Regions from separate parts of the Mus musculus genome. Here all the other regions are linked to region 2. A link is a loop called in an ENCODE intact Hi-C map of the cell type or tissue named here. Cell type or tissue: left cerebral cortex. All regions are shown on one strand. Each heading gives the region's core, and the rest is flanking DNA. Links, peaks and the distances in the headings are about the cores only. Region 1 holds the start of Spa17 (sperm autoantigenic protein 17). Region 2 holds the start of Nrgn (neurogranin). Region 3 has its middle 7.5 kb from the start of Olfr876. Region 4 has its middle 7.2 kb from the start of Gm24764. Region 5 has its middle 14 kb from the start of Olfr878.

Evidence for each region. A loop is a pair of places that touch in the nucleus more often than their neighbours do. Peaks named below come from ENCODE experiments on the same cell type or tissue, not always from the same donor. Only the 100,000 strongest peaks of a DNase experiment are listed, where the experiment ranks them.
Region 1: it touches region 2 in a loop (4-fold over the local background); 19 of 42 quality-filtered maps call a loop at or near these places.
Region 3: a loop joins it to region 2, with 2.7 times the contacts of the local background. A loop is called at or near these places in 2 of 42 quality-filtered maps.
Region 4: it touches region 2 in a loop (2.3-fold over the local background); 2 of 42 quality-filtered maps call a loop at or near these places.
Region 5: it touches region 2 in a loop (5-fold over the local background); 6 of 42 quality-filtered maps call a loop at or near these places.

Annotation. Positions count from the first base shown.
Region 1 is chr9:37,610,725-37,616,833 of GRCm38, forward strand. It overlaps Spa17 (sperm autoantigenic protein 17), which reads right to left and starts at 2,996. Exons shown (of 5, transcript NM_011449.2): 1 at 2,832-2,996; 2 at 1,112-1,294. The coding sequence starts at 1,265. It overlaps Siae (sialic acid acetylesterase), which reads left to right and starts at 3,097. Exons shown (of 10, transcript NM_011734.4): 1 at 3,097-3,202; 2 at 6,076-6,109. The coding sequence starts at 3,136. In left cerebral cortex, for the core only: no CTCF peak of the experiment used is centred there; DNase peaks (open chromatin) are centred at 625, 1,228, 2,926 and 4,684; H3K4me3 peaks cover 1,558 bases; H3K27ac peaks cover 4,706 bases.
Region 2 is chr9:37,548,690-37,554,798 of GRCm38, forward strand. Nrgn (neurogranin) reads right to left here and starts at 4,056. Exons shown (of 4, transcript NM_022029.2): 1 at 3,848-4,056. The coding sequence starts at 3,862. In left cerebral cortex, for the core only: a CTCF peak has its summit at 3,319; DNase peaks (open chromatin) are centred at 2,137, 3,276, 3,665 and 4,078; H3K4me3 peaks cover 3,698 bases; H3K27ac peaks cover 4,218 bases.
Region 3 is chr9:37,808,335-37,814,443 of GRCm38, forward strand. No RefSeq gene overlaps it. Among named protein-coding and RNA genes, the nearest start is that of Olfr876, 7.5 kb to the left of the region's middle. In left cerebral cortex, for the core only: no CTCF peak of the experiment used is centred there; DNase peaks (open chromatin) are centred at 3,089 and 3,345; H3K27ac peaks cover 1,211 bases.
Region 4 is chr9:37,826,914-37,833,022 of GRCm38, forward strand. No RefSeq gene overlaps it. Among named protein-coding and RNA genes, the nearest start is that of Gm24764, 7.2 kb to the left of the region's middle. In left cerebral cortex, for the core only: no CTCF peak of the experiment used is centred there; DNase peaks (open chromatin) are centred at 3,170, 3,720 and 4,068; H3K27ac peaks cover 1,459 bases.
Region 5 is chr9:37,929,924-37,936,032 of GRCm38, forward strand. No RefSeq gene overlaps it. Among named protein-coding and RNA genes, the nearest start is that of Olfr878, 14 kb to the left of the region's middle. In left cerebral cortex, for the core only: a CTCF peak has its summit at 2,795 (motif pointing left); DNase peaks (open chromatin) are centred at 1,640, 2,783, 3,659 and 4,455; H3K27ac peaks cover 4,293 bases.

The sequences.
Region 1 (6,109 bases), core at 371-5,370, 62 kb after region 2:
TTCCCCTACTAATATTGTAGATTGTGCAGCAAACATTCACCCTGACTGGATATGAAACAGACCAGCAGGAGTCAGGAAACTGGTGGAAATTTTGAGTTCTTCAAAGGCAGGATCACAAGGGACAGGAGGTGGAGCTGTTCAGTGTGTGTGAGTTATTTGGATTCTATCTGTGTCCTGGGTTTCCTCTCTCTGTAAAATGATTTATGAAGGAACATCTGTTTGCTTAGGGGTATTTCCAGTCTACTTTGCCTAAAGTAATGGTAACAAACCTTCTATACTATGATTGTTCCAGGCAAGAGTAGGTTTTCAGCACAAACATGATGATAATTGTTCTTTCCCCCTTTGACCTGTGAGCCAGATCCTCATATTCATGAATCGTCAAGGCTGGGATTTGTACATCGTACAAAGGAAGTATAGGAACTTCACTTTGGCTTAAAATCAAAGTCACTGCTAGCATGAACCTTAGTCTCTGTGCAGGATGGGACCTGGAAAGTACATAGAATGTAAATTACCTTCCCAGCTGGCAATTCACTTGCCAAAGCAGTTTGTTTCTGTGCCTTCGTTGAAGAACAGTTTCATATACCCCAGCGAAACCCGGTTTATTTAATCTAGGGAGTGTTAAATTATTTTTATAACACTTATGATACTTTCAAATGAGAAGAATCAAAATTTAAAGAAAACTGCAAATTATCCTCTCAGGAAGAACAGGCAGTGAGCTAGCAGGGTTGCCTGAGAATAGGGTCCTTCCATACTGCATCTGTGAGAAATACAGAGAGAATGGCAGGGTACTGAACTGTCACAGCCTGTTGCAAACAGTAAGAGCCGTACTTGCAACCACTGGCCTTATAAAGGCTTTCTGCACAATGACCATGATTTTTAATGTTCTTTTTTTCTTTTTTGTATGTGTGTATGTTTTCATGCTCCCGTGTGTGTGTGTGTGTGTGTGTGTGTATGTGTGTGTGTGTGTGTGTGTGTGTAGTGCTAGATATGTGTTTGCACGTACATGGTGGTCACAGGCTGAAGACATGTATATTCCTCAATCTTAAGTTTTACCATAATGAAATGCTTAGTTTATTTTAAAATTCCTATTTTTTTTTTTAAAAGAGCTTACTCTCTCTTTTCTCTAGAAGGTTCTCAAAATACGCTGCGGCAAAAGCTGGTATATTGTCCGGTTGCTCCCTCAGAATCTCCCGTGTCAGCCCTTCAAGAAGATTTCCAAATCCTTGTGGAATTCGGTAGTGGGTGTTGGAGAAAGGAATCGACATCTCCTCGGAAAGAATTGCCTATATGGTACCTAAAGATTCAGTAAAAAGTGCCTAATTTAAATTATATAATCACAAGTTTCACAAACCAACTCACTATCACGACTCAAATCATTTCTCAAACACACATACCATATTTTGGACTTTAAAAAGAAAAAAGTCACACAATCTAGGTCCTGGTGCTCTCTCTATCTCAGTAGATCTGAATCAAATCCACGCACATCCTATTGTGGCCGAAGTGAACTGACTCTCACAAAATGTTCTCTGACTTCCATAGGCTGACGACATCATGGAGGCCGTGCCCATACACATGCACATACTAAATAAATGAACACCAAATTCACCCCACCACGTCTATCCTTTTCTCCTAGAGTTTTGAATTCTACCACTGAACTATTTTGTTTGTTTTCTGAGACAGAGTCTCTCAACATAGCTCTGGCTGTTCTGTAACTATGTAGACCAGGCTGCCCTCTAACTCAGAGATCTACCTGCCTCTGTCTCCCAAGTGCGGCGATTAGAGCCAGCCTGGTGGATAAACACTATGCTTTGTGAATTATAGTATCATAAATCCAGATCCATTAAATTAGACAAATACATATTTTCAAAGTTAGAGAACCACAGTTTTCACTAGATTAAGTACTTTGTTTTTCTGTCCTTAAGAGGTGAGGGTAGATGTTGCAAGCCCACAGTATTGAAGAGACAATGATTGCTGAGAAGCTGGTATAAACAATCCCCTTTACATTGCTGAGAAGAAACTATTTCAAGTGCAGTACTTGGGAGGCAAGGGTAGGTGGGTCTTTGTGAGTTCAAGGTCAGCCTTGTCTACAGGGTGAGTTTCCGGACAGCCAGGGGCTAAACAGAGAAACCCTGCCTCAAAAACCCAAAAATCAAACAAATAGCAAGCAAGCAAACAAAAATCTAGTCGTTCTAGAAATTATTATAATTTGTTGAATAGTTTCACTTGTTTTTCAGCCCCAACTTTTGAAGCATGTTCTCAAGTGCCTCTGCTTTCTGATGAGGGATTGTGAAAGGGGAGGTCGTGTATTTGGGAGTCAGCTTTTGATGTTTGGGGAATCTTATTTTCTGGTTTTCTCAGGCCTTCTTTTATCTTATTATTCGAGGACTGGCTTAAAGGTGGCTGACATAGGATTTGATTATTGAGAAAAGAGAGCTTCGGGTCTGGGCGTGTGCTCCCTCTGCCTCCCCCAAGAAGCACAAAGGCGGCGCTGGTTGGGGTCGAGGCTGGAGGACTAGAGGTTTAACAAGGCCTAACCTGTGGAGTCTCTTCCCTTTCTCTCTTTTGGCCACAAACAGCAGATTAGATATCGAATCTTGAGAGCTGTGTAAAGCCCTGAACCGGGCGGGGGAGGACAGGCTGTCGAGGGGAAGCAGGTCAAACCGTGGGCGGGACGCCAAAGACCTAGCGTTCCAGATTCTCCGAGAAAGGGCTTGCCAGGCTCTCTGTCTGGTCCAGGAGTTGCGGGAGTATTGGAGATGCGGAGAGACTACGGCACGAAGGAAAATGGCGAAGCCTCCACATTGGAGAGGGAGTGGGGGAAACTGCCTCACCTCTTCTTTCTCTTCAAGCTGGTGCGGATGGTTCCAGTGTTTTATCTCGTTGCTGGGTAACCGTTTTTTTTTTTCTTTTTTCTTTTTTCTTTTTTTTTTAACTACGGAGGCCGGGAGGGGAGCGCCCTGCGCCGCGCCGCGCCGCGCCGCTGATGGTTTCGCGTACTGAAGGCTTGAGGGTGGGGCCCGATAGGTAGACCCTCCCAGGCCCCGCCCACTACGCAAGACCACGCCTCTGCCCTGTCCCCGCCCCCGCATAGGGGCTCTTCCTGAATTCGGCGGGTTAATCAGGATCTTCACAAACATGGTTTCCCCGGGGCCTGTGTTTGGGATAGTGCTGCTCATAATCGCGCGAGTCAGCAGAAGTGCAGGTGAGGTGTCACAGCTGTGCCGGACCCTTGCCTTTCAGATCTTCTGCAGGATCATGGCATGCGTCCCCTTTAAAGGTCTGGTTTGAGTCAGAACTGGACTTTTCGCACCTAGTTCTGGCTCAAGGTACTGTTGGGCCCATCTACTGCCTTTTTCATGCAGGGTACCTCATTTGCAGCATAGGAGGCAGGGAGAGACTTCGGTTTACCCATTGGAATAGGCTCCAGAGTCCCCAGACCGAAGCCTTGAGGAGAGCTCAAAGAGAAGGGGGCGAAGCTTAGTTAGATAATATTTGGAAACAGGTGTCTGAGTCATCCAAAATACTTCAACACCTGCCCCCTCAGTAGTGCCCTTGGGGAGGGCTTCTGTCGGGATGGGTGCCTTGAGGGAATTAAATTTTACTAGTTTCTAAGTGGTTATTAGGGCTAAGAAATACAACCCCCTCACTAGCTCAGAATAATTTAAGGTTCAGCTCTGAATTTTGATACAGCCTAAGAGATACTAGTGGAGGGGTAAGACTCATCACACTGGAGAGGGAGCTATTTCACACTGGCCATTGTGCAGGTCAGAGCTTGTCATCTGACTAACCTGAGCTGGACATTGCCCTCTGCATGGAGATATCAAAAGATAGGAATCTATTCACTTAAAGTAAAAGGTTACTGCTGGAGCCACCCACCCTTCTTTTCTTTGTATCACTGAAAGAGTGGACCTCATCCATAGACTGTCAATAAATGAAATTTGGGGGGGGGGATGAGAATATAGCTCAGTGATAAAGCTCTTGGCTGGAGTGCTAGGAATTTGTGGTCCCATTACCATTATCCTCACAGCAAAAATGAAATTGCAATTCCTTTGGAATTAGATGACGTTGATTCTCATTCTGTCATAAACTACCTTCTGAGGCCTGTCAAGGACATTACTGTCTTCTTTCTTAAGAACTCTGCTACACGAGTAAGCTCCTAGTAGATTGTAAGATCCTTGGCAGCAAGAATTTTTATCTACTATTGGAATTATTTTTCCTTCCAGGGTTGCAGTCTCAATGTGTAAAGTACTAGGTATCATTAAAGAGATATTCATTGAATTCATAGCTGTTCTAATTATTCTTTAAAATTGCTTAATCTATTTGTGCTCTAGTCCCTTGATGGGTAATGTGGTTAGGTTATATCTCTTCATCGGTAGTAACACAATTAACACGTTTATTATAAAGATAATTTCCACCTCTAAATTTTTTTTTTCTCACCATAAATCCATTCACAAAGAGCTTCTATAACTGAATGTTGGCAAACACAGAAGGGCTTGGGAAGGCATTCCCCATCCTATGGACTGCAACATTGTTGCCCATGTAAGGAATATTTTCTTCACTCTGTTCTTCCAACTCAAGTCTTCTCTTTGCTTAGCTCTTATTTATGCGTTTACTTTTCAGCTTTTGTTCTGTATCTACCCAAGACAGGGCCCTCCCACACATATGCCTCCCGGTTTCCCCAGCAGGCTGCCATCCTGCTTATGCAATTCTGGGATGTTGTGGTTCCAGAGTATTTTGCTCATGGTACATGCTTCTTGAGGTTGTTAAGCTTTCCGGATAATCCTTGATTGCCATGTAGGCTTCCTGATCGAACTAGCTCCGGAGTGAGAAAGAAAACTGAGGATTTTTAGGGTTAGCCTGTAACTTAAAAAGCAGTATTAATAGGCCACCAAGCTTGTGAGGGGACCCCCATTAGCTCGACTGCCCTGTTAAGTATAGCCTAAGGGGCCTGCCATCTTTTGTAGCTTTCAGCAAGGAAAATGTCAGCTTTGTTAATTCTAATTCTCTTCCCTGTCTATCACTTTTATTAAAAACAAAAAACCAAAAACCAACCAAACCAAAACAAACCAAAAAGCCCTTAATTTTGTAAAATATTTTCTTTGTAGGATTTTTAAAAACTCTCCCCTGCTGAGACAAATTGGGATGATTTTATGATTTTCCTACTTAAATTTCTATGAGCTCACTGGGATCATTTGGATCAATGCTTGTTATTTAAAAAGTTCTCCGATATAGGCTATGAGTTAAAAATAGAAAAGATCTCGTTAAAGTGAATTCTTATTCAGTCTTGTTAGTGATTCTTAGCACAGAATCCAATATGCAAGTGTGCCTCCTCTTTTCTTTGCTTGTGAAATGGTGACAAGACTTTTTCTCAGAGATTTTTAACCTTCTGTCTCTCCACGATCGTATTTTTGTCTCCTGACTTATCTGAGCTTACTGGAAAGGAAACATTTTCACAGTCGTAAGTGTGGTAAACCAGGTCATCAAAGACAAAAAGCAACAAACAAAACCAATCAACAAAATTACATCATCATCAACAACAAAATAAACCCTCAAGAGAAAACACTTGAAGGGGTTTGGCATTGATAGGATGGAGAGGAGGAGCCAAAGATGGGTACAGCAACATTAGAGGACCTATGAGCTACTAGGAGTGGGCACAGTGATGGAGAGTTAGGGAAGGAAGTGCCTTGTTTTTCTTATCATCACCATCTGTGAGGTGCATGGAAGGTTCATTTTAGTGACTTGAGAGAGGAATGTTAAATTCTAGAGCCAAGTTTTAGAGCAAGGGTTGGCCAAGAACTGTGAAGGGGAAGGAAGGAGAGCATGTACATTAGTTGTTATCTTGGGTTCTAAGTTTCTCTTAATGGTCATGTTCTGCTGTGATACATATTGTTGGAAACTGTTCTTATTATGTTGTTTATTTAATCTGGAGCAACTGGACCCGGTTTTGGAAGATTAAAAGGCTTAAGTGGGCTCATATTCTTTAGTATAGGGACTATATGTTACTTCCTTTTACCGGATCCACATGATGCTGAATCTCCTGATTATGTTCTCCTAAGTGCTTGTTGATATTTATAGGTATTGGTTTTCGCTTTGCTTCATACATCGATAA
Region 2 (6,109 bases), core at 797-5,796:
GTATGAGTGAGGATTCAGTCATCTGTCTCTAACAGGTTTGCCCTCGGGGCATGGTTCTTCAATTTATTGATTTATTTATTTTTGAGTCAAGGATTCATCATGAAGCCCTGGGTGACATTGAACTTGCTATGTAGGCCAGGTTGGGCTTGAACTTCCCACGGTTCTCCTGCCTCTACCTCTGGAGTGTTGGGAATACAGGTGTGGCCTACCTGCCCAGCCTGTCAGCATAGCTTTCTACTCCAAAAGGCCAAAGCAAAGTTTACAAAAGACTCCCCCTCGTCATGATTCCCCAGCGACCCTCCTTTCCTGGGCCTCAGAGTTCCTTAATTTGTGCTCAAGGTGCTTCTCAAAGGATTTAAACACAATTTCAGGGTGTTGCCAAGAGAGTGAGGACGGATAGGCCCAAAACGTCCCCTGTCTTCTTGTCTTTCTTAGTTAGCTCTGTAGCTCTCTCTGACATCTTATACTTCACATAAAATACCGATCAACCCCTTTGGGTTTTGTGATTCTCCCAGTGCAATTCTTTCTTGGGGATAGCCTCAGGAAGTAGGCTTTTTGAAAGAGGACAGCAGGTACAAAAACCCATTCCAGATCCCCTCTCCTTGGTCTTGCCCGCTGTTAGAGGTCGCGGTGGTTTGGGGAGTTGGTATTTTTCTCCAACCACCCTAAGACCTGACCTCTTCACCACTCACCACAGGTGATCCAGAGTATGAAACCTGGCAAGACAAGAAGAGCCAGCCCCAACACAGCCTAGCATAAGGCTGTACTGCTGTTCCCTTGACTCTGCTCCCCATCCCTCCGGCTGATTCCTTAGGATGGGCTGCTCATGGCTGCCCATGGGATAGAAATCTGGGAGAAGATCATTGGGTTTGGTGCTTGGGCAGCTGCCTCTCTTAAAGCCAAGACTGATGGTTGTCTGTGTTGGGGGGTTCTGAATAAGCTGGGGTCACCTGGGAGTGGGAGAATGTACTTGCCAAAAAAAAAGGAGGAGCCATGGATGGCCACATTCCTTTGCCTCAGAGACTCTCATTTTCTTCAGGGCCAAGCAGAACTTAGCTCAGGTGAATTGTATCCTTCAGCTCCCCAAATCCAAACAGCTTTAAGAACTATGCCTGTCGGCTGTCCCTTATATATCAGGCCCTGTGCCGAGTACCTGGGACATTTTATGCCATGTAATCTCCATTTTAGAAGTCAAGAAACAACCTCAGAGACATTTTATAGCTCCCCCAGGTTGCATAGCAAAACAACAGTGAAATGGTCCTCTTCAGAATTTGTACTTTTACCCCCTGCCTCAGGGCGGGTGGTTACTTCGATACTGTTAGCTGGTACACAGTCAACGAGACTACAAAGGAGAAAGGAGTGGGCTATCAAAACAGATTTCTTTTTCTTTTCCTATTAGACGAAGGCAGGAAAGTCATGTACATTTGCGATGTCAATCAGACACTGGAACATCGAATAATAGCTCCTTTAAAAACATCCCCTTGAAAAAGAACACTGATGTTTTCTTCTTCCTCATTTCTCTCTAAGCTTGCTTACCAAGGGGGAAAAGAACAAGTAAGGCACGGCTAGATTCTTCCCAAACATCAGGTAGGATGGTCATGGAAGAGAACTCCAGAGCAAAAAGATGAGGAAGGCATACTGTTCTCTTTACAGCGCAGGGATGCCTGGTAGCAGCCCTGCCCTCTTCCAGTCCTCCGCCCTTTTTTGCCCCCTCTTTTCCTTCTTTCTGCCTCCTTCCAACTCCACAGAATGAGACTGATGCTGAATATTATCTGGCCCTTTGGTCCAGTGGACTTGGGACATAAAAAAACAGAGACTGTGTCAGGGCCCAGTGCAGGAGGTGCCCCTGGACCCTGGACATTCAATACCTCTGGCAGTCCCTCTTCCTCTAGGGGACACTGATTTCAAACACATTAACCACACCCTCAGCCATTATCTATCAGTATTAGTTATCTGTGGTGTAGCTATCTACTTGCCATGCACCAATGGCTTCCTGGGTATTTTTATAAGCACTAACCAGGAGAGACAAGGTTGGAGGCCTGAGCCCCACATCTCACCCTCTTCATCCTTCTCAGGCTTCCTAGAGTCTTCACCCATTCATGTCTTCCCTGCTGGCACATCTCCCGATTCCTTTCCCCATCCTTCTTGGCTTCTCAGCCTTTTCTTTCTTGCCTAGCAGTTACCCTCCTCCCCTGTTGACTCATATCTCATAATCTGCCATCTATCTATTTATTTTTTATTTTTTTACTTAATGGAACATTGCTGGGGATGAGGGGCTCTTCCTCAATTGAGACTGAAGACCCACACCTTTCCTTTCCCAGCCAAAAAGTGATTCTTGGGCTCAGTGTGTAGCTCAGAAGCAGAGTACATATTTAGCAGGCATAAAGTCCAGAAGTCAATCCCCAGCACCAAAAATAAGTAAGTAAATAAGCAAATAAGCAAACAAACTGTTCCCTGGAGAATAGCAAACCGCTTCCTTGGAAGAAGCCCTGGATAGTGTTCTTCAAAGGGCGGAACTGTATGTGATTGGCATGCTTGTATATGTATATGTATATGTATATGTATATGTATATGTATATGTATATGTATATGTATATGTATATATTTTTTCTGATCTATACATTTACTGCTATGAGCATTTACAGTAATGAAAATCAGTATGCTTCAAAGAGGGATTGGAGGGCAATCTTTTGAGAGGACAGGGCTCCACACTTGTCAAAGGTGCCTACTTGGGGAAAAAAAATCACATTTCTAAGCCCCATTTGTACAACTGTAAAAGACCTACCTACCTGGGGTGATCAGGCACTCTGGCAGCTGTTATTTATTTAACAAGAGTTAAAATGTCAGCAATGGCTTGCCCCTAAGTTCTCACTGCGTCTTGGACACTGGGCATTGGGAAGTGTCACCTCTCAAAGATATGGGCTATTCCTCCCTTCCAAACTTATTTATTTTGCACATTGTGGGAGAAAGGTGGGGTTCCTGCTGTCGTTAAGTAACCTCTGGAGTCTTTAGCCAGAGTGACAGAAAGAAAACACTAGGAATTTGGAGTCGTCTCTTTCCTTAGATCGGAGGCTAAGAATAAGCAAACACGTTTTATATAGGTATGGGTCACTCAACTCCTTTAGCCAGCTAGGAGCCAGGACCAGTGCTGGATGCCTTCATACAAGAGCCCTTAACAAGATCTGCTTTGGCGTTAGGCACTTGCAGCATCCAGTTTCCGTGTAGGCGCTGATAGACACTTCCTCCCCTTGCCCACAGGGCCCTCTCACGGTCACTCACCCAGCACCTTCCAAAGGAGAAGGTTTTGGGGGCTGAACCAGCTCCACCCCAGAACCACACTGACTAGGTTCTTTCCTGCCCATCACCACCAAGACCAGGGTGGATTCTCCCCGACTTCGCCACATAAGGGCTTAGACGATCATCTGAGGGTCGTGAAGATCTTGCCACAGTCCGCGACAGCAGCAGTGGGATAGGAAATCGTTTGGGGGCCAAAAAATACCAAGGGAAAGGACTAGCACACCAGCAACTTTCCTGTGTCTCCGTGGGGGAAGTTCCACCTCTCGTCTAAGCAGCAGCTTTCCTGCATGAAAGCTCTGCTCAGATCCAGATACAACCTAGATTGTCTGGCCCATGGGCGCTCAGACGCCCCCGCGAGCTGGGGAGCATTTTCCCCAGGGCTTGGCTCAGATCAGGCAGGCGCCTTCCATCATCCAATACAATATTTCAGCACCATTCTTTCCCACATTGTTCCTAGGTCTTCCGCACCCACTTCCATCCCTCACTCACCCCCCAGGGGTTCTCGTGTGCCCCTTGCCCCAGAACACGCTGAGTTCAAGTATGGACTTACCGTGCAGCAGTCCATTGCCGGTGTTGAGGGTCCTTGGCTGGGGTGGAGCCTGGCGCAGAGCGGGGGTGGGTTTGTACGATGCTGGGTGGCAGCTCAGGGGCTGTCGGGCACTCCCCGACCAGCGCAGAATCCTTGCAGAACCAGCCTCTCTCCTCTTGGGTCCGGTCTCCCGCGCTCCGCAACTCTTGCGAATGTAACCTGAGCCCTGCGGCCTCGAAGCCAATCAGAAGACACTTTCTGCAGGGTGGGCGGGGAGAACTGGAGCGAGGACCACTCCTTCTCTCGACTCTCTCCGCCTCGCTCGCTTTGGTGCTCCAACCTCTCCACCTACACACTTCCATCCATTCCTCCTACACACCCCATCTCCCAAATTCACCCCCCCCCCCGCTTTCTAAGTCGCAGACTGCCAGGCAGATGTACGTCGGAGTAAGCACAAGGCCTCCAACATCCAGGGCACAAATACACATCTGGGTGCAGCACGCCCTACCGCCCATAGATAGAAAACCACGAACCTCACCCACCTCCCTGTTCTAGAGTCCCAAACATTACTCCCTCTATTTCCCCTCTCTGCAGAGATGCCCTCCTCACTCTAGTTACAGAGAAACCTGATGGTAGACAGCCTACATGATGGGCACATAGTGACATAGACGCTCCAAGCCTCATGCATCCATACATACTCCCAGGCGGGGTGGTGTGGTGTATCTTCCCACATACAGACACTGCAGACACAATAGGCAAAAACAACTCCACAGGGCCGTGTCCACACACCCTGTGAAGCACAGGTAAACGGTAGACCTCCTGTTAGTTAGCACATAGACAAAAATACCTGCATTCTCACTGCTGGCAATGTCTGCACTAAGTGTTTTCTTTTTAAAATTTTTAGCAAGAACACTGTATTGTCACACGTTGATTCTACGTATTAATTGATTCCATTGTGACCTACTTGTGCCCTTTAAACCATGTTCACCTGGTTACCCTCTTTTGCCCCTTCCCACTCCTGATAACCCCTACTCTTTCCACAAGTATCCCTTTTATTGCCATGTCTTTTTTTTTGGAATGGGGGGGTGTCGAGAAGGAACCCATTGAATTTTGTTAGTGTTGTTTATAGGAGCACGGGCAAGGGCTTCTTTACAGCATTGTAGGCACTGTACTAGTGACTGCACCCCTAAAGTAAATGTCTCTCCCTACCTCACCAACTATTAATTGTGTATAAATCTTCAGGGTGGGGTGGTACCTCATAAGCCCCTCCTCTTTCCATGATAGAGTGTTAATGGGCCCACTCTTGTGGAGATCTTGTGCAGGTGATCCAGCTGTTGTTAACTCAATAGCCAAGTCATGACTGGAAATCATCATTCCATACCTCACCCCCCTTCTTCTGGTTCTTAAATTCTTCCTACCCCTTCTTCCATGATGTTTCCTGAGCCTTGGAAGTATTGGTATATATGTGTCCTCTCTATGACTTGGCATCCAATAGCCTCTAATTCTCAGTATTTTGACTAGTTCTAAGTGTCTTCCATCATCACCGACCAAGTATCTATTTTGTATCTCTCCATGACCTGTGATCTATCTGTCTACTTATCCATCTATCTATCCTTCCATCCATCTGCACCAAATAAAATCACGTACACCCAGCACCCACTTTGAATGTATTTATATCCTGGTACAGACTTAGCACACCCACCCATCCCACTCCTCACACTAGACTTCCTAACCTTTTGATTCACCGCTTCAAAATAAGACAAAAGTTAGCCACCCTCACACTTGCTCTTTGGAAGAAAAAGGATGCTGTCAAACCAAGCAGTGTTGCGGTTATCACTGGTTTTGGCCCTTTGGGCCCATGCTGGGGCAGGATGTGGTTTAGAGAGAGGCTGGAAAGCAGAGATATGGAAAGGAACATCTGGGGTATGTAGCTTGACCTTTTTGTGGTCTCTAAACCTCCTAGCCTGTCAGGGTAGTATAGCTGACTGTGTCACATGATACCTCCTAGCCTGTCAGGGTAGTATAGCTGACTGTATCACATGATACCTCCTAGCCTGTCAGGGTAGTATAGCTGACTGTATCACATGATACCCAGGTGGTTGGGATCCCTTTGAGAAAACTCAAGTCCTCCTCAGCTAAGTTCTCCAAGGAGGGACAGGGAAAAAAATTACTGCTTAGAGTAGAGAGGAAGAAATGCCTGGTGTCTCTGAACAGGACAAGGGACCTCAAACAGCCAAGCTGCAATGGATCCCACTGTCACAGGCCAGCCACACTAGGACTGTT
Region 3 (6,109 bases), core at 504-5,503, 260 kb after region 2:
GATATACCAAACACGTGGAAGGATGTTTGATGAAGGAGTATAAATATGATCCCACAGACAGTGGGAGATGAGCATGGGACATTGGTTTAGTTTGCTCCACCTCACTATTCTTCACTAATGACACACATGCATTGGTTCAACTTACATAGCATTGTTGAGCTCCACTTGTGGTATCAGAGTTGAGAGAAACTCACCAAAGAGCTGCTTATGAAATTCCTGTGGCAGCTCATTTGGGCCAGTTGGCTAGCTTTGCGGTTTCTTCAGCATTGAACTACAGCTACTGGTTTGGGTCTGATATCTGCCTGCTGAGAGGACTGAACTGAAGCTGCTGGTCTGTGTGTGTTGTCTGCCTGCCTAGAGGACTGACTGGTCTGCATCTGCTGAGTCATATTTGGTGTATGATAGGCACTGAACTGCTGCCAAAGAGGACTGCGCTCACCCACAAAGAACTATTGCTGAACAGGTATACTTCCTCCATATCCTAATAACTTTTCTCTTTCACGTGGGTGGTGGGAAAGAGGAAAGAGGAAAGGTTGAATGCTTATTAAAAGTAGACTGCAAAAATTATGACCACATATGAGTAACAGAGGATATGAAATACAAAAATAAATTCCTGAAACTCAATATAACTGGACCAAAGATGAAACTTGAGTTGTATCTCTGGTCCCGGAGGAGATACAACATCTTGAATAACCCAGAAGACCATTAATAGATAACTACCTAAAGCTAGTACCAGGAGCCAAAGTAGTATTTATTATCTAGCAGGCTGTTTTCTGATAATGAATAAAGCCTTTTTTTCGTCTGTGCTGGCATGCATGTAGTGTCCTCCACTGGAGCATGGGCAACCTGCCAGTGGCTAGATCCCCAAAGAAAAATAACTCTACTTCCACTGACAGCCATCAGCTGCCAGTAGTTTCTCAATGAGGGATGGGATCTGTGACTCTCCATTGTTGTGGTAGTATATTAATCTGCTCTATACTTCCTGGTTGGTATGTGCATGCTTGTTGCTACTGCCCCAATGTTTTAGATTCCTTGAAAGAAAGACATACATACACAGCCTTATAGTTTTAATACCTTAAATACCTCAATGGCTGGGCCACTCCTTAACTCCCCATGGGTAACACACATTCTCCTCCGATATTCCTGAGCGAATACTTATTAAATCTATATTGCATCTTTGCTGCACTGGACCCCGGGGGCAGCTTTCTTGGGGCTGATTTCCTCCTGAACCTACATGTTGGCTCTCTTTCCCTCCTGTACTTTTTCAGCATGGTCCATCTCCTACCACCTCATCATGGTGGAAACTCCTCTTCCTTCTTCCCTTGGTCCCTTCCTATGAATCCTAAAAGTCCAGCTTCTGTCCAGCCATTGGCCACAGAAAACTTTATTGACAAGTCAAAACTAAGTAGGGATAGGCTTCCTTTAGTTCTGTGGGACACTGTAAACAGATTTTTGGGTAATATAATTAGCATGAGAACACAAGCCTCTACACTCCATGCATGCTAGAATATTGACTGGCTTGGTCTTATACAAGTCTTCTGAAGATAACGACAGGTACTTGTGAGTTCTTGAGAGTATCAGCCTTTTTATATCCAGAAAACAGCCTTTCACACAAGTTCTGCCCATCCCTTGGCTCTTACATTGTTTCTGCCCAGTCTTCTGTTATGTCCCCCAATCCTTTGGGTGGGTGATTGACATAGCTGTCCTGTTAATGGCTGAGAACTCTAAGTCATTTATTCTGAACACTTCATTAACTGCTGCCAACTGCAAAAAAAAAAAAAAAAAAAAAAGCTTCCTAACCAAAGTTCCAAGTAACACTAATTTATCTATTTAGAAGGCAGTTGAACAACATGATCATTTAACAATATAAGAGTCCAACTGCTTTCTAATGAGATTAGAGGCCTACTCCAAAGAAGGGATGTCACAATTGGTACTATAAACCTGGCCAGTGGTCCATTACTCAGGAGATTTTAGGCCCGAGCAGTTGGACACTTCTGTAAGAGTCATGCCATTGCACCAGTGGGTAAGTCATGTCTGTCAGGTTAGAGTTAGTATTCAGGACACAGAATGTAGTCTTTTCTAGCACAGTAACTTACATAGCATCTTCAAGCACTATTAAAACTAGAGAGAATAGAGGAAGTTTTATTTGTATTATTTAAAAATTATTTATTAGAATCAGAGTATCATGTAGTATAGGCTGATCTGAAATTTGCTATATTGTAGCAAGTGGTTTGACTTTCTTATCATCCTGCCTCTACCTACTAGGGGCTGAGATTACAGATGTATGTCACCATAATCATTCAATTTTACGTACTGAATAAAAATCCTGCAAGTAAAGTAATTAAAATATATACTCTCTAATAATAATAGTAGCGATAAATGTACTTTGTGCCAAACAATGTCTCACTTAGTCATTAAAATTTCCTTTGGATTTTGGTTATTTTCCCCATTTTTAACTTCAAAAATTAGAAAAGCAAAGAAAGGTAAAACAAATTTCCCAAGATGATACTGTTGGTAAATAGAAAAGCCAGATTTGTGTTGAGGAATAAGACTTTAAAATTCTTATTCTAAATACTTAATTAAGATGCTAAAGGAGCTAGTAACAATTTTCCTGGGACAATAAGTATGACAACTTACACTGATTATAGTCCAATAATAAAGAGAGTGTCTATTGAGAGATCTGCTTTATGGGGGAAAGTTATGTTCATTTTTTTATCCAGGTTCTGGGATGACTGTAAGATAGACTTTTAGAAATATCCAGAAAAAAAAATACTGGCAACTATGGAAGAACCTAATTAAAGTCCTTGAACTAAATTCATGAACGCAGGAGCCTTGCATATAGAGGTACCATTGAAATTATAGAACAGTTTGTTTGGTGCTTAATCAGGCTTTAGCAGGTTTGGAGGTCACCGGGGATGAACTCTTCCCCTCAAATCAACTTTGGATTCTATTTCCCATTTCCCTGTTAGCTCACTAACTTCAAGGATGGGAAAATATCACAAGTTCACTCCTTTGAATTTGAAATATCATGTGAAGGAGGGAGGAAGCATCATTATCACTTCCTCCCCCATTTAGATTTAAAATACTATGTGAAAGTGGGGAAGTGGAGTAGCTGGGGCTTGCTGAGGCCCAGGATGGAAAGGCTATTTTCTCCTGATAAAGCATAGGTACTTTATACACTTATTATCATTTTAAAATTTTCTTTAAATCTTCTCCATATGTGTTATGTGATATATGGTCACAAGAATGGGATTTGAATTCTATTTCTGTTCCTCTGTGGAGTCATGCCATTCTTAATACCTGAAAGTTTGCATGAGTTCAAAGACATGCTATGGTCCCCTCCCATGAGTTAATCCACATGGACCTGTCAACCATGTGTACAAGAAAACACCCCTCAAAAATGTGTGATTTCAGGAAATATGGTATATCTGAAAACCTGATGAAAAGCTGGGAGGAATAACTGTGCCCTTAATGATTTAACAAAATGCAAGTGTATCCTTAAAGGCCCCCCTGCTTCACTGAAGTTGCTTCTGTCTTCTCTGCTTATTTTTTGAGTTCTGACTCTGAAAGCATTCTTTTTAAAAATTGTCTTTTTGTGTCTTTAAAAAAAAACATTTGGACAACTTTTTATAGAATTAATACTTTGCTCTACGACCCAGGTGTTCCATATCCTTACCCCAGAGAAAACATATTCACTCATCTTGATTTCTTTCTTTCTTTCTTTTTCCTTTTTTGAGATAGGGATTCACTCTGAAGCCAAAAATCTAATTTTGCTTTCTATATGTGGTGGTTAATACTGTAAACAAGGAAGAATCTAGAATCACCCAGGGGACAAGTCTCTGGTACTCCCATGAGGGTTTATCTAGATTAGATTATTTGAAGTAGGAACACCCAGTTTAAGAGAGAAGAGATTAGTTCTACTTACTTTCTCAGATGCTTTGTAACTTTAGTGTTTTCAAATCCTATTTTGAATGATGATTCTTAAACACTTTAACCTCCTTTTTATCCCATGACCTACCAGAGGTAGTAGGAAAGACAGGATATGGGGGAAGTGGACCTGTTTAGAAAGGTTCCCTGGAGCAACTCCTGTCTATGCTGTTTGGAAATTGGAAGTTCAGTTCACAGTTTAGCAGTAGCAGTTAGATCCACTCGCAAACACTTCATGGATGCACCAGCAGTCCAGTTCAGTAGAGTCAAGGTGGCAAGCATGAAGTGGCACTACCTAGCAGAGACAGCTAGACCTTAGCCTCTGCATGAGTCAGCAGGAGGGACCCAGAGGAACACCAAGAGAAGTTCTCTGCTGTGCCTCTCTCAAGGAAGGAAAGATCAGCAAGATCCACAAGCACTGCAGAGCTAGCTCTATAAGCAAGCCAAGCTCAGCCTATATCACTGACCATCAAGTCCTATGCATACCCTCCAAAACTCATGCCTTCCATGTGCCTTGCCTCAGCATGGGCCTTGCCTCAGCACGTGTATCCAATCAGCCCAAGTCCTTAGAGTTCCAACAAATGGAGCACGATTATGCAAAGTAAGACAGACCAATACATGTGTGTTGTTCTCAAAGAATCCTTCATCATGTGTCCTTGCTTTAGCAGAACATCCTCTCAGCTGTATCTCCTTCAGTGAAAAGTTCTTTCACCAGTCAGCCTTAGTCTTTCCACTGTGTTCACTTCAGGAAAACACTCCTTTATATGTTTGTCCCAGCAAAACACCATCCAACACAATTTACTTTCCAAAGAACTCTTATGTTTCCACTTCAATGTTGTCTGAGGTGTGGCCATGACAATGGAGTTCTGTCTGGTGTCATTTCTTCTTTCTGGTCAGGTTTGTGCTGTTTCTTTTTTCTTTTTCCTGTTATGAAAATAGTTTTACCCTCACATAATATATTGATTACATTTTTCTCTTTTTTACTCCCAGTTTCTCCTCCCCTCTCCTCCAATTAGAATCCATCTGCTTTCTTTTCCTCATTAGAAAAACAATAGACTTTAAGGGATAATAATGAAATAAAGTAAAATAAAATAAAATAAAATAAAAGCTAAAACAAAACTAACACATTGGTACAGGACAAAACAAACAAATAGCAGGAAAAGAGACTAAGAGAAGATACCAGAAATAGATCTAGATGCAGAGACCCACTCATTTGCATACTTGGAATCCCATAAAAACATTAAACTGTATGCCACAACACATATTCAAAAGACCTGTAAGGTAAAAAGAGATAAAAATATATAAATAAAATAAAAATTGAAAAATAAGAAAAAGAAAAGCCCTGACATGGCATATGGGGCAAAGAACCTCTAAAGATGCTGTTAAGTTCATGTTCTGTTGGCATTTACTGCTGCACAGAGCCTACCCTTACGAGTGGTTTGTTTCTCCAGTGAGACTCGTTTGGAGAAAACTAACTTTCATATTCATGAAAGTTCATGTGGAGACAGCTTCTGGGCTAGGGGTAGAGCTTGTGTTCATTTTTCCTTTAAGCTCTTGGGTCCCATACAGGACAGATGTGTACAGGCCCTATGCATATTGCCTCAGACTCCATGAGTTCATCCATCCTGGTGCACCCATCTTGATGATCATGAGGGCCTTGCTTCCTTGGTGTCCTTTATCCACTCTAGCTCTTACACATTTTCTCCCTTCTCTGCTTCAGGGTTCCCTGACCTCTAGTCAGAGTGATTGTATGGAAACATCCCACTTAGGACTGAGTGTTCTAAGGCTTCTTACTCACTGCAGTTGGTCTGGTTGTGGGTTTCTGTATTTATTCCCATCTGCTGTAGCAGAAAGCTTTTTTCTGGCCATGGCTGTCAAGGCACTGAGCTGTGAGTATCGCAGAATGTCATTGAGAGTCATTTTATTGTTACTTTTCTTTTTTCCCTCAGTTTTGACCAGTAGCATTTGTTTTTCCTCTAGATCCCTTGGGTATCTAGTCTCAAGTTTTGGTCATCCAGGCAATGTTAGGTTTGGATTCTATCTCATGGAGTGAGCCTCAATTTAAATCAGATCATGGTTGGTTACTTTCTCAAGCTTTGCGCCACCATTGCACTAGCATATCTTGCCGTCAGGATGCCATTGTAGATCAAAGAGTTCGTGGCTGGGTTGGTGTTAACGTTTC
Region 4 (6,109 bases), core at 737-5,736, 280 kb after region 2:
AGTTGTAAGTCTCTGTGTTAATCACTGCTTAGTGGCAATTGAAACTTCTCTGATAAGTGTTGAGAGATTTATTATCTATTGGTATAACAATACGTCATTAGAAGTCAATTTTCTACTATGTCCGTTTAGCAGCACAGTAGTAGGTTCACTCCTAGGGCTTATGATTTGTTTAATCACATGCTCTTGAACCAACAATGGTTTAAGATATGAGTTGCATCTTTTGGAATGAGCCTTAAATCCAATCAGAAAGTGGCTGGTTACTCCTAGGATTAATACTACTACTGTATCTGTGGGCATATCTTGCCCAGCCAATCGGCTAAATCACTTTTATTAAGTTCAATGAATTATTTTGGCTACAGTAGATCCTTAACACTTTAATTAATTTTAATTAGCTCATAAATTTTTTTTTTCTTTCTTTCTTTCTTTCTTTCTTTCTTTCTTTCTTTCTTTCTTTCTTTTTTTTTTTAAACTGCTCTTTTTGACGGGAACTGCCTTAAATATATGGAATTTGTATTCTCCTTAGAAATAAATGGGAATGATTGCTTTAATTTCTCTAATGTAGTATCTCTTAAAATATTTCACATTTCAAAATGATAACTGAGGAACAAATTTTTTGTGTTTTGTTTTGCATTTCTCTTATTATGAGAATGCTTTTTAATATTCAGCAGCCCCCAAATTCTTATATGCAGTGTTTTTTTGTATCCTTTGCTCATTTTCTTCTGAGGTTTTGATCCTCTTGCTTTCATTTGCATATTAGGGAAATAAACTTTTTACCTCAGGGATAAGATACATTTATTTCCTTTCATTTTGTTATTTGGCTTTTGACTTGTCTTTTATTGTCTTAAAAATTTCTCTTGATTAAATTTATTATTTTATAATTTATGATATTTTAACCATAGTTGGAAATGCTTTATGGCTTCATAGTTTGTGAAGCAATTTACTTAGAATTCCATTCTGTTTGTATCATTTCATGGCTTAAACAGGTAGATGTCTGGTTTATTTTAGTTATGCTGATGTATGGTGTAAATGGATCCCACTTTATCTTTTTCCATATGGTTTTTCATTTACTCCATTGCCATTTACAAAAATGTTCATCTAATTCTAATTTTGAGCTCCTGCCTTTATCACATAGTAAATGTCAAGGATGTTAGGCTATTTCTGAGATTTACCTCCTGCTCCATTGGACTATCAGTCTACCAGTAAGCTAATCCCACACTGTTTTAACTATAGAAACTTCATTATGTTCTTATATCGTTAGGGTAACTTCCTACTTATTCTATTGTTTGGGGGCGGGACTTGCCAAACATTCATGTTTAACAATAACTTCTGTAATTAATTTGGGTTGACAAATTTGTTGAGAAATTAAATTGCAAAGTATAAAATGAACATATTTATTAGTATAGTTCATACAATGAAAAATCTGATAGCATAAATGCATTAAAAATCTTTTCCTAGGTTGACAAGTAAACTTGGGAGTGGGGTGTCTTAGTTAGGGTTTCATTGCAGTGAAGAGATACAATGACCAAGGCAATTCTCATAAAGGACAATATTTAATTGGGGCTGGCTTACAGGTTCAGAGGTTCAGTTTATTATCATTATGGTGGGAAGCATGGCATTGGGGGAGCTGAGAGTTCTACATCTTGTTCTGAAGGGAACCAGAAGACTAGCTTACAGGCAACTAGTAGGAGGACCTCAAAGCTTATCGCCACAGTAATACACTTCCTCCAACAAGGCCACACCTTCTAATAGTGTTATTCCCTGGCCCAAGCATACTCAGATCATCACAAGGGTGTTCTCATACTTCGGATTTTAAAGCTTCTAGTTGTGACACAGCTTTCTGGTTTTTGTTTTTTCAGGTTTCTATCAGTATCTTTGGCAATGCTTAATAATTTGCTTTATTTATTTTTTGCATACATTCTATTGGTTATATGTTTGGGTATGCTACTGTGGTAATTTTAATAAGAGTCCTCTCTTTTATTAGGTTTCCGATTATTTTATTATACGAACTATACTAATAAAATATGTCAGTTTTATAATTTGTAATATAATTTGTCACTTATAGATATTTTTATTTTTAAGTTTTTCTTTTTGATTGACATAATAACTGTGTTTATAAAACTCAGTGTGATGTTTCAATCTATGTATAATGATCAAATCAGGATAATTAGCTTAACTGTCACCTTAAATGTTATTTCTTTATAGTGAGTACATTAAAAATGTACAAATTTTGTACTTATTTACTTCCAACTTTGTTCACACTTATCTTTTCCCCCATTTTATGAATTAACATTTTATTATACCTTTAATATAGCAGCATTAAACAATAGTGAGGACTTTTAGTACTATGGCTTTATTCTGTCTTCTAATCAGGAATGGATTCCAAATTAGTTGCTACCTTTTAATCTATGATTTACATAACTTACGATTGATTCGTGTTGATCTGAAACGTCATCTAGGTCTTATATGTTAAGGTCATGGTCCCAAAGCATGGAGTTTCTGGGGGTGGTAGAATCTTTAGGATGCGGGGCCTTGTTGGAAGAAGGTTGGGTCACTAATTTGTGTTTTTGAAAGAGATATCAGGATCCTGGACCCTCTTCTTTCTTTTTTGCTTCCTGGTTGCTGTGAGGTAAATAGCTAACCTCTGGCATATGATCCCATCATTGTATACTCAGAAAGAAAAACAAACAAACAAACAAACAAACAAACAAACAAACAAAACAAAACAAAAAACAAAACAAAAAACCTCCAAAACTTCAAACCCAAACCAACTAATCAATCAACCAACCAACCAACCACAATCACAACAACAAAACATATCCCCAGTGACCATGGACTGGAACTTCTGAAACCATGTACAAAAATTAACTTTTTCTTTTCCAGCCACGAGGTGGACTTAAGCACACTGTATAACCTCAATTAGTTATTTAATGACTTGCTACTGAGTCTTTCATTATTATATCATTGCAAAAATCCCAGCTGGCTGTAAGAAACAAAGAAAGATCTCAGGCACCTTTTTCTTCACTTTCTCCAACTGGTATGGTTTAGCAACACTTCAGTACAATATAACAACCAAAATATTGCTGTTGGTACAGCCAAGATACATAACAATTCATTGCCACAAGGATCTCTTGTTTCCATTGCCTTTTTATATCACACCTTCCTCCTCCAAGAAGGAACATGCTATTCATGCACATTGCAACTTGGGTGAATTTCAATAGAATTATGCTGTGTGAAAAAGAAGCCAATCTCAAACATTAAATTCTGTCTGATTCCATTATATAATACAGTTGAGATGAGGAAAGGGTAGAAGTGGGGAGCATGTTAGTAGTTGCCTGAACAGAAATTATACTGGTTCTGTCCACTCCAATTTTAAACACTACTTTCCTTCTAATTTTTATGGGAAATATATGTAGCATTATTTAAGAAGGCAAATCTATATAAACAGTTTCATCTTTTAGTTAATACCATGTTTTGGAGGAAAACATTTTTAGCAGATGAGTATAATTTAATATTTATGTGTACTTAAAATGCAAAAATTATGGAAATATAGAATAATTACTGAATAGAAGTATGAATCATTCATATAGTGAACTTATGCATTAGCCAAAATAATGGAGAATATGAACTGAATCTTGCCTCCCAAACTGAGGTATCTTTAGAAAAATGTCACTGTGGTTACGTGTGATTCTTCCCTGCTGTCTCTATGCAGAATATCATTGCTTGCATAGAGCCAATGGTAAAATGACATTTACTCTGTTCTCTCTCCTTTATGTACTAGTTTTTAGTCCTTTTTTGGTGTGGAGGGTAAGTTTTCATTGTTATTTAATAACATAGAATCTGAAAGTTTTAAAGGTTGTAGGCATTTCACTGAAAAAGCCACTACTACAGATATATTGTTCTGCAGAGAGAATAGATACTTTCACTGAGTGATTGCCAGGGCTTAGAATGTACTACTAAATGTCTCTGCAGGGATTCCAGTTTTGACTCAACCGTGTTCCCTTGGCTGAGTCTAAGGAGGTTTATGCTTCTATCTTGGGATGTGCCATATTTTTTGAAATAAAATTCCATACAGAAGTAAAAGTGTGCTATTACAGAGGTGTTTAGGTGAGCATGTGAAGCAGATGTCTCTGGGTTTCTTTTTAGAGCTTTGATCTATACAAATATAAAGGAAGCCCTCCTTTACTTATCACTCCATGGTCCAGGCATCACAGATAGATGGTGCTCTCTTTCTTCAGCTGTAGACAAATTTCTAGGCACAGTCCTATCTTGAGATCATAGTCCCCATCAAACCCTGCTTTCCCAATATCTGTTTCATTAAAGCTGGTGGATTTTATAATCCTGTGCTTATAACTGAACAACTTTATTTCAGATAAACTATCATTTTCACTGCTTTTCTTCCTCTCCCTTGAGACAAAACCCACACCTGATTTTTAAATTTAAATTAGGTAAATTTATACACCCCATTTCACCTCTGGGGATCAAGGACTACATCAGGGCTTTTCAAATTTCAGTGTGCATAAAAGCCCTGCCCTTCAAAGCTTATGCTATGTACAAATATCTTTTATAAAATTTAATTTATAGATTCAGCACATTAAAAATTGATAACAATGACCATAATATAGAAGAGTCAAAATGATATGCAATTGTTTCCTGGAATCCATGGAAATGAGTTCCACAACCTACCATGGATATGAGAATCCAGCTCTGCTTGGAGCTTTGGAGTTAAGTCTCTTGTTTAAAATGATGCAGTATTTGGATATAATATATGCAAATCTATATACAAAATTTCCTGTATAATTTAAGCCATTTCTAGATTATGTATGAAACACATATAATAAAAATGTTATCTTATTTAGGAAAAGTGTATACATGTTCAGGAGTCTTTTAAAAACATTTTTTATTTCATGGATGATTGACTTTGCACATACACAATCCACAGATGTATCAGGAGATTGAACAATAAGAGTTATTTTAAATCTACCAGTTGGTTAATCAACATTTCACAGTTGATATTTTTGAACCATTGTTGACCATGGATAACTGAACCCATGAATAAATGTGAACCTGTAATGAAATACCTGGCAGAATATCTAAAATGAACATTAGGAATCCCTTCTCTAGAGTTTTGAGTTTGGTAGGATTTGAGTGGTACTTATTTTTTTTAATTAGGTATTTTCCTCGTTTACATTTCCAATGCTATCCCAAAAGTCCCCCATACCCACCCCCCCAATCCCCTACCCACCCACCCACAATAGCTGTAAAGTAAGACATGTGATGCTCAGAGAAGATGGAAAGTCCCAGTTCATGTTGCACAGAGATGCTTTCACATATATGTTTATGTGTATACTGTTGACAATAACCACATTTGATGAGCTGGACCCTCTGTTGGATGAGATGTCTAGAAAAGAAACAATCCATGTGTTGCTTATAGTTTTATGCTGCTGTCTTTGCACCAGGAAGTGGACCTTGCTACCAGCCCCCATCTGGCATCCCTTGAATCCTTGAACAAAAGACACATACACACACACACACACACACACAGTTTGTTCCTTTTCAACTTGCCTTAGGACACAGTTGCTAGACACTACTATCTCCCGCCTGAAAAAACATTAATAATATTTTTATCTCTGCTCCCCCCATATACTCTAAACTCCAGTGGCTAGTTCCACATAACTCCTGCCAAACATCCTTGACCACCTGCCTGGCCATAGGCCCCAGCCCTTCCCGAGACCTCACATGGGTGCTGGCTTCTTCTCCCTCCAAAGCATAGCCAAAACTCCTCCTCTCCTTCCTTGAATCTGCCTTTTCCTCCTGGGATGCAGAAGTCCCACCTGTATTTTCCACCCAGTAATCAGTTCTTGGCTTTCTTTACTAACAGATCAAGAACTAATTGGGGAATAGGATCTTAACATCAGAACTGTCCCCTATATCCATTTGGTCTGGTTAGGCAGAAATAATAGGAACTATGAGTATGTGTAAGATGCAAAAATCACAAAGGATCTCAGGGCAAGTAAAGGAAATATAATTACCATGTGTATGCTAACATGATCAAGAAAAAAGAAAAAAAACAAGAAAGGCACCCTCATGTGTGTAGAGCCAGCATGCAGCA
Region 5 (6,109 bases), core at 553-5,552, 380 kb after region 2:
TGTGAACCTATGTTTGGAGGACAAATGTGAATGTGGATGCTCAGAGGTTAACCTCAGGTTTTTGTTATCCACTTTGGTTTTTTGAGATTAAGGCCTTTCTCTTGCCTGGCCTTAAACTCACCAAGCAGGTCCTTGCCTTGCCTTGCCTTGCCTTGCCTTGCCTTGCCTTGCCTTGCCTTGCCTTGCCTTGCCTTGCCTTGCCTTGCCTTGCCTTGCCTTGCCTTGCCTTGCCTTGCCTTGCCTTGCCTTGCCTTGCCTTGCCTTGCCTTGCCTTGCCTTGCCTTGCCTTGCCTTGCCTTGCCTTGCCTTGCCTTGCCTTGCCTTGCCTTGCCTTGCCTTGCCTTGCCTTGCCTTGCCTTGCCTTGCCTTGCCTTGCCTTGCCTTGCCTTGCCTTGCCTTGCCTTGCCTTGCCTTGCCTTGCCTTGCCTTGCCTTGCCTTGCCTTGCCTTGCCTTGCCTTGCCTTGCCTTGCCTTCCCTTCCCTTGCCTTGCCTTCCCTTGCCTTCCCTTCCCTTGCCTTCCCTTCCCTTCCCTTCCCTTCCCTTCCCTTCCCTTCCCTTCCCTTCCCTTCCCTTCCCTTCCCTTCCCTTCCCTTCCCTTCCCTTCCCTTCCCTTCCCTTCCCTTCCCTTCCCTTCCCTTCCCTTCCCTTCCCTTCCCTTCCCCCTTTCCCTTTTTTGTGAATTCTAGGGTTTTAACTCAGGTGTTCATATTTGCATAGCAGACAATGTAATGACCTAACTGCCCCTTCCACCCTACCAAAGTCTCTCAGTGTAAATATTTATCTAATAGTCAATTTTTGTACAAAGGACTTGTAATAGCTTAGTAGATCTCAGTAGAAAATTCATAAACTCTTCTGCACAGGAAGAGCAAATTTATGATTTATTCTCATTAGATTTATTTCATAAAAGAGTGTTGATAGGAATAGCTTAAAGATTTCATTTCTTCCCTTTTTATTTAATATGTTAGAACTAGAAATCTCTATTTTTTCCCATTTGTTTTTAGTTCTAATAATCTATGATCATCAAAATACTCTATCCTTGCATACAATTTACCAAATTTTATTTTGTCATGCTATATTACTAATATAAGTAAGCTATATTTTGTGGAATGTTAACATTGTAACTGAGTTGTTTGTGTTTAGTCAGAGCTTCTTTTGTCTTTAGAATCTTCTGAGATTTGGACACATATTCTTGGCTCCTTACCTGACAGAATCAAACTACTAATATATTAGTACACTTTGCTAATACAAATGGGGAGAAAACCTTATTCCTGAAATCTGGGAAGTAGATTGCATAACTTTCTATGTGACTCCTCCACATCATTGGCTTCTTACAAGGCAGAAGTGACATGTTCAGTCTAGCTAGTGTTCATTGTTTTCTAGAATGGAACAAAGAGAGGCAGATTTAAGGAATCTGCAGTTCCCCAAACTGGGTGAACCAACCTTAAGGCCATCATTATGTGACTCCAGCTGATAGGCTTGCATCACCAACATACAGTGAATTCTCGGAAGGAAGGAAGTAGATTTGTGGGAGAACTGGTAAAGGAATGGCAACAGAGAAAAGACTGGCATGGAAATGATCCTGATTCCCATATGGTAATCTGGAGCAATGACTGCCAGTGAGCGTGAAAGAACTGCCACATAAATGATGTCCTGAATCTATTAGTGGAAGGTACCCGCCTTTGTTTTGATATCAAAGAGGACATGTGTACATATCCTTAAGAGATCTGTCCTTGTTGGTGGGCAAACAAAGCTGTCTACAAAGAAGTGTTAAGTCATTGTTTGCTTTTAGCAACAGCACCGAAAAGGCTGAGAAATGGGATGATGTTAAATTTTACACAGACACTGTATGTAGCTGAATATGTGCTTTGTGTCATAAAACTTTGTATATTGAAATAAAATAAGTACAAATATTTCCTAATGTAGTGGAGTTAAATAGGATTTGGGGGTAAGAATACACAAATAACAGAATCCATTTTATTTACACAATTTAAAGAGCCTTAAGCATGTATAAAATTTAAATTCTCATTAAATGATCTTAACATGGGTATGAAAACATATTTTACTGGAAATATTTAGGCTACCAATTGTTCTGGTAAGCATTTAAAACCAGAGAACACAGAAATTAAAACCATCTTTTATGTAATTGTGGATTAATCAAATCATTCATTCCGCATTTATCATGTTTCTAGTGTGTTATGTGACTAGGTGCTAGGATTCGGCAGGAATCAATATATCAAAAAGTACTTAAGAGTACTTAAAAGAGTGAACATTCAGTTAACAGTTATGCTGCACTCATTTTTTGGTACCTTGTTTGTATTATGATTGTCATGTCTTTTCTATTTTGTCTCTTTTTTTTTCTTTTTTGTTTTGTTTTTCCGAGACAGGGTTTCTCTGGATAGCCCTGGCTGTCCTGGAACTCACTTTGTGGACCAGGCTGGACTCGAACTCAGAAATCCGCCTGCCTCTACCTCCCAAGTGCTGGGATTAAAGGTGTGTGCCACCAGCCCCGCTTGTCTTTTTTCACTAGGCAATTTAGACAGTGCCCATTAAGGATTTGCAAATTAAATGCATTCAAACCTTTTAATTTAAATGTTGATCTAAAGAACACTTTCAAAAGTTTATGTTTTTTTAATAAGGCATTGAAATTTTATATAAGGAGTTATATAAAATCCATGGTTATACATTTCAGAGCTTGAAAAAGATTCAGAATATGAATTAGCAGCGAAATCCTCCTCCCTCCCGCTTCCTTTTCGCCTTGATCGATGTTATTGAGTCACTAGCACCACCTGGTGGCTACTTAAGTGAACCTCCTGGCGTAGTGGTTTAGTGTTTGCTGAATCTTCTCAGTTATGTCTTTATACTTTGTAGGGCTAGGCATTGTGTCCTTGTGTGTGTGTGCATGTGTGCACATGTGTGTGCATGCGCGCGCGCGCGTCTGTGTATGTACAAAACCACTTTAAATACTTTACCTGCTGTAATTAAAATGTGCACAATGTTCTTTAAAGCAAATATATCTGCTTTAAAACTATACAATGGGCTGATCTACTAACTGTACAAGGATCTACTAACATGCCAACTGGAAGATTTTGTCTTTGTAAAGTGAATTAGTTTCTGGACATCAAGAAGGGTCATGCATTCTTTATACAAATTCTCCATACTTCATATGTTTTAAGAACTCAAATGAACTTATTTATGACATTTTGAAGGCATATGGATTTTACAGTTGATTGAGTTGCCACTTGATATAGTTTGAGGAGCTTGTCTTTGTTGGGTCTGTGATGTCCTTTATCTGGGGAGAATTAGATCACCTTTCCTTCAGGTAACTGTGCCAAGACATAGCTATACAGAAATGGAATGTTTATTCACCAGAGCTGTCTTGCATCTTTCACCATGGACTTGAGTGATACTAGTCCTGAGATTTTAAAATGACAAATGATTCATTAAGTTGCATAACATCCAAAGAACTCTCACTAATTAATACAAAAATTCAACTCCTGAGAAATCACTTACAAATTTCTGAGACCCTCTAGAGATGTCTGGTAGTCCTGCCTTCTGGGCCTCTCATTTCCTCCTCTCCACACAGATTGGCTGCTTTCCAGATGCTGGCCACCTTTATCTCTTTGTTTCTTTATTACTTTTCTGTATAAGAAGCATCTAAATGAGCCCTAGAGGCATTCTGGGTCCTTCACTTGGTTCTGCTGAACAGAACTGAATCATTTAGGCACCTTCCCACATCTCCTGGAGTGATCATTCCAAATAATAAATGTGGATGCAAAACTGATCATTTTGCCATGAATTCAGGAAGACTACCAGTTCATCAGGCACCATGAACCATCTTTGGTCTTCCTAGATGTTGCTGTATAAGTATTGAGTTTACTGTCTTTGGTAAATATCACCTTTAATGAACATTTACTATGAAACTTGTAAACAAATATATAAACGATAATGAGAATCCAATAAATCACAGACTAAAAACATTCCTACATTTTGTTAAGATATACACATAATGTAATAATATAAATGGTATTAAGCTTATGTATTGGGCAAATATATTTTGGATGCTATTAATGTACCCAGCCAAACCTTACCGTACTGTGAGTTCTGTGGATAGGAGACTCTGCTTTGTTTGTTTCACATGCCAAGTTTACCACCTGCTGCTACTATGAATAACTGAATGAATAGATTATTAGTAGCATCTCTATTTGCTTAGGTAATTTAGGAAAGTCATTGTTAGAGCAGCAAATGTGGTGTGTGCTATTTTCATAAATATAAACAAGAATCTCTATGGAAAACTCAGCAAGGCTTTCTCATGCTGTTTCCTATGGTGAGGACTCAGTCTCTATACTCTTCCCCAGTTACACAGATTTAAGCTTTAAAGGTTGTGCTCAGCTGCTTCATCCATATTCATTTCTGAGCCCAGAATAACCAAGATGGTGTCAAAAGATGAAACTGCAATAAATTTAGTTTGAATATCTTACTTAGCTTTTATTCACAGTTCTGGAATCCAGCAGTTCTCAGAACTAGAGCAGGCTCAAAGAACTCTGGGGCTACCATGATTACACATATATGGACTGGAAACAGAAAGGATGGTCTGACTGGTTCAAGCTAAGGGCTTTGCCTATTCATCTGTCTGCTTATGATGAGCTGTAGCCCAGCAACTATGATGACTGAGGACTTATTTATATGTTCTGTGCTGGGGCATAAGTTCATTAAGAAGAAATGCTGTATGGATGCATTTTCAAGGCCTGAATCTAATTGAAATTTATCAATGGGCAATATGAATTGAGTGTGTACATTAATAGGCAGCAACCTGTGTGCCTAAACTCCACACTAGGTCATTATGTGTTGAATATTCTCAAACCTACCTTCTCTTGGGCCTGCTGCAGTTTCCTCTGTCTCCTTCTATGGGTACCTTGGATTCCTGATTATAATCCACTCCCTTCTGGAACTGATTGGATGCTTACCTGAAATACTGAGCTGCACTTTAACTATTATCCACAATTAACCAACATTAACATTTTGTTATATTTTGTTCCCATTCTAATTTGTAATCAACATATAATTTTCCACTGTGGACCCGATATTCCTGGTATGTATCTTGCCTGTTACATGTGAATCCTTTCTTTTGCTGTTCCTTTTAGAACATCCCCTGCTTTATTCCCACAGTTCTCAGAGATGTCACATTACATGCCTCTATCTTTGTTTAACTTACTCCCTTCTTGTATTATCTGTCTAAATATTATTTTCTTCATTGAGACTCCCAACCTCTTAAGCCAATCCATTTGCACATCAATGTGCGTGCATGTACAAAATAGCTTTGAATACTGTCTTGGACTTGAAACACTTTCAGGACAAAAACCTTATTTAAATAATTTGTCTTCATACCAAGTTATCAATGGTGCTTTGCTATGGAAGGAGAAGATTTCTAACATTGGAAATACACAGTAGAGGATAGCGGTGAGGCAGAAGACAATGAATATCACATGATACATGGTATTCCTTAATTATCCTCTACTCTAATGTTAATTTTGAAAAAAAAACATGTATTTCAGAGTACAGGAAATATAATTAGCAGTATGTTGGATTGGGGTGGACACCAAAGAGTTATATTGTTCTTACCAAACGTTCTCAGAGTGTGATTTGACTGTAGCATTAATTAGGTAATATATACACTTAATTAGTAATACAGGTGAACTGGATTTTTTTGATTTTGTTCTACCCTATAATTTTGAAAATTCATGTTTTACCTAATTATATCCCAAACTGCAACACACGAGGCTGATATTTTATGAAAAATGACTCATTATTGGGAGCGACAATAATGTCATAGCTTGCCACAATAGGAAATTTAGATGTTTCCTTTTGAAAGGTCAAGTACCTGTGGAGATTTTATGCCCTAACATAGAGGGATGCTGGAGCAGTGGGGCAGGAGAGGGTGGGTGGGTTGGGGAGCAACTTCATGGAGAGGGGGTGAATGTGGCATGGGAGTTTGTGGAGGAGCAACAGGGAAGTGGGATATCATTTGAGATGTAAACAAATGGAATGAATTAAAAAAAACAAAACAAAACAGAAAGGCTGCAAAAACCATTACTTTCAATTATTTCAATT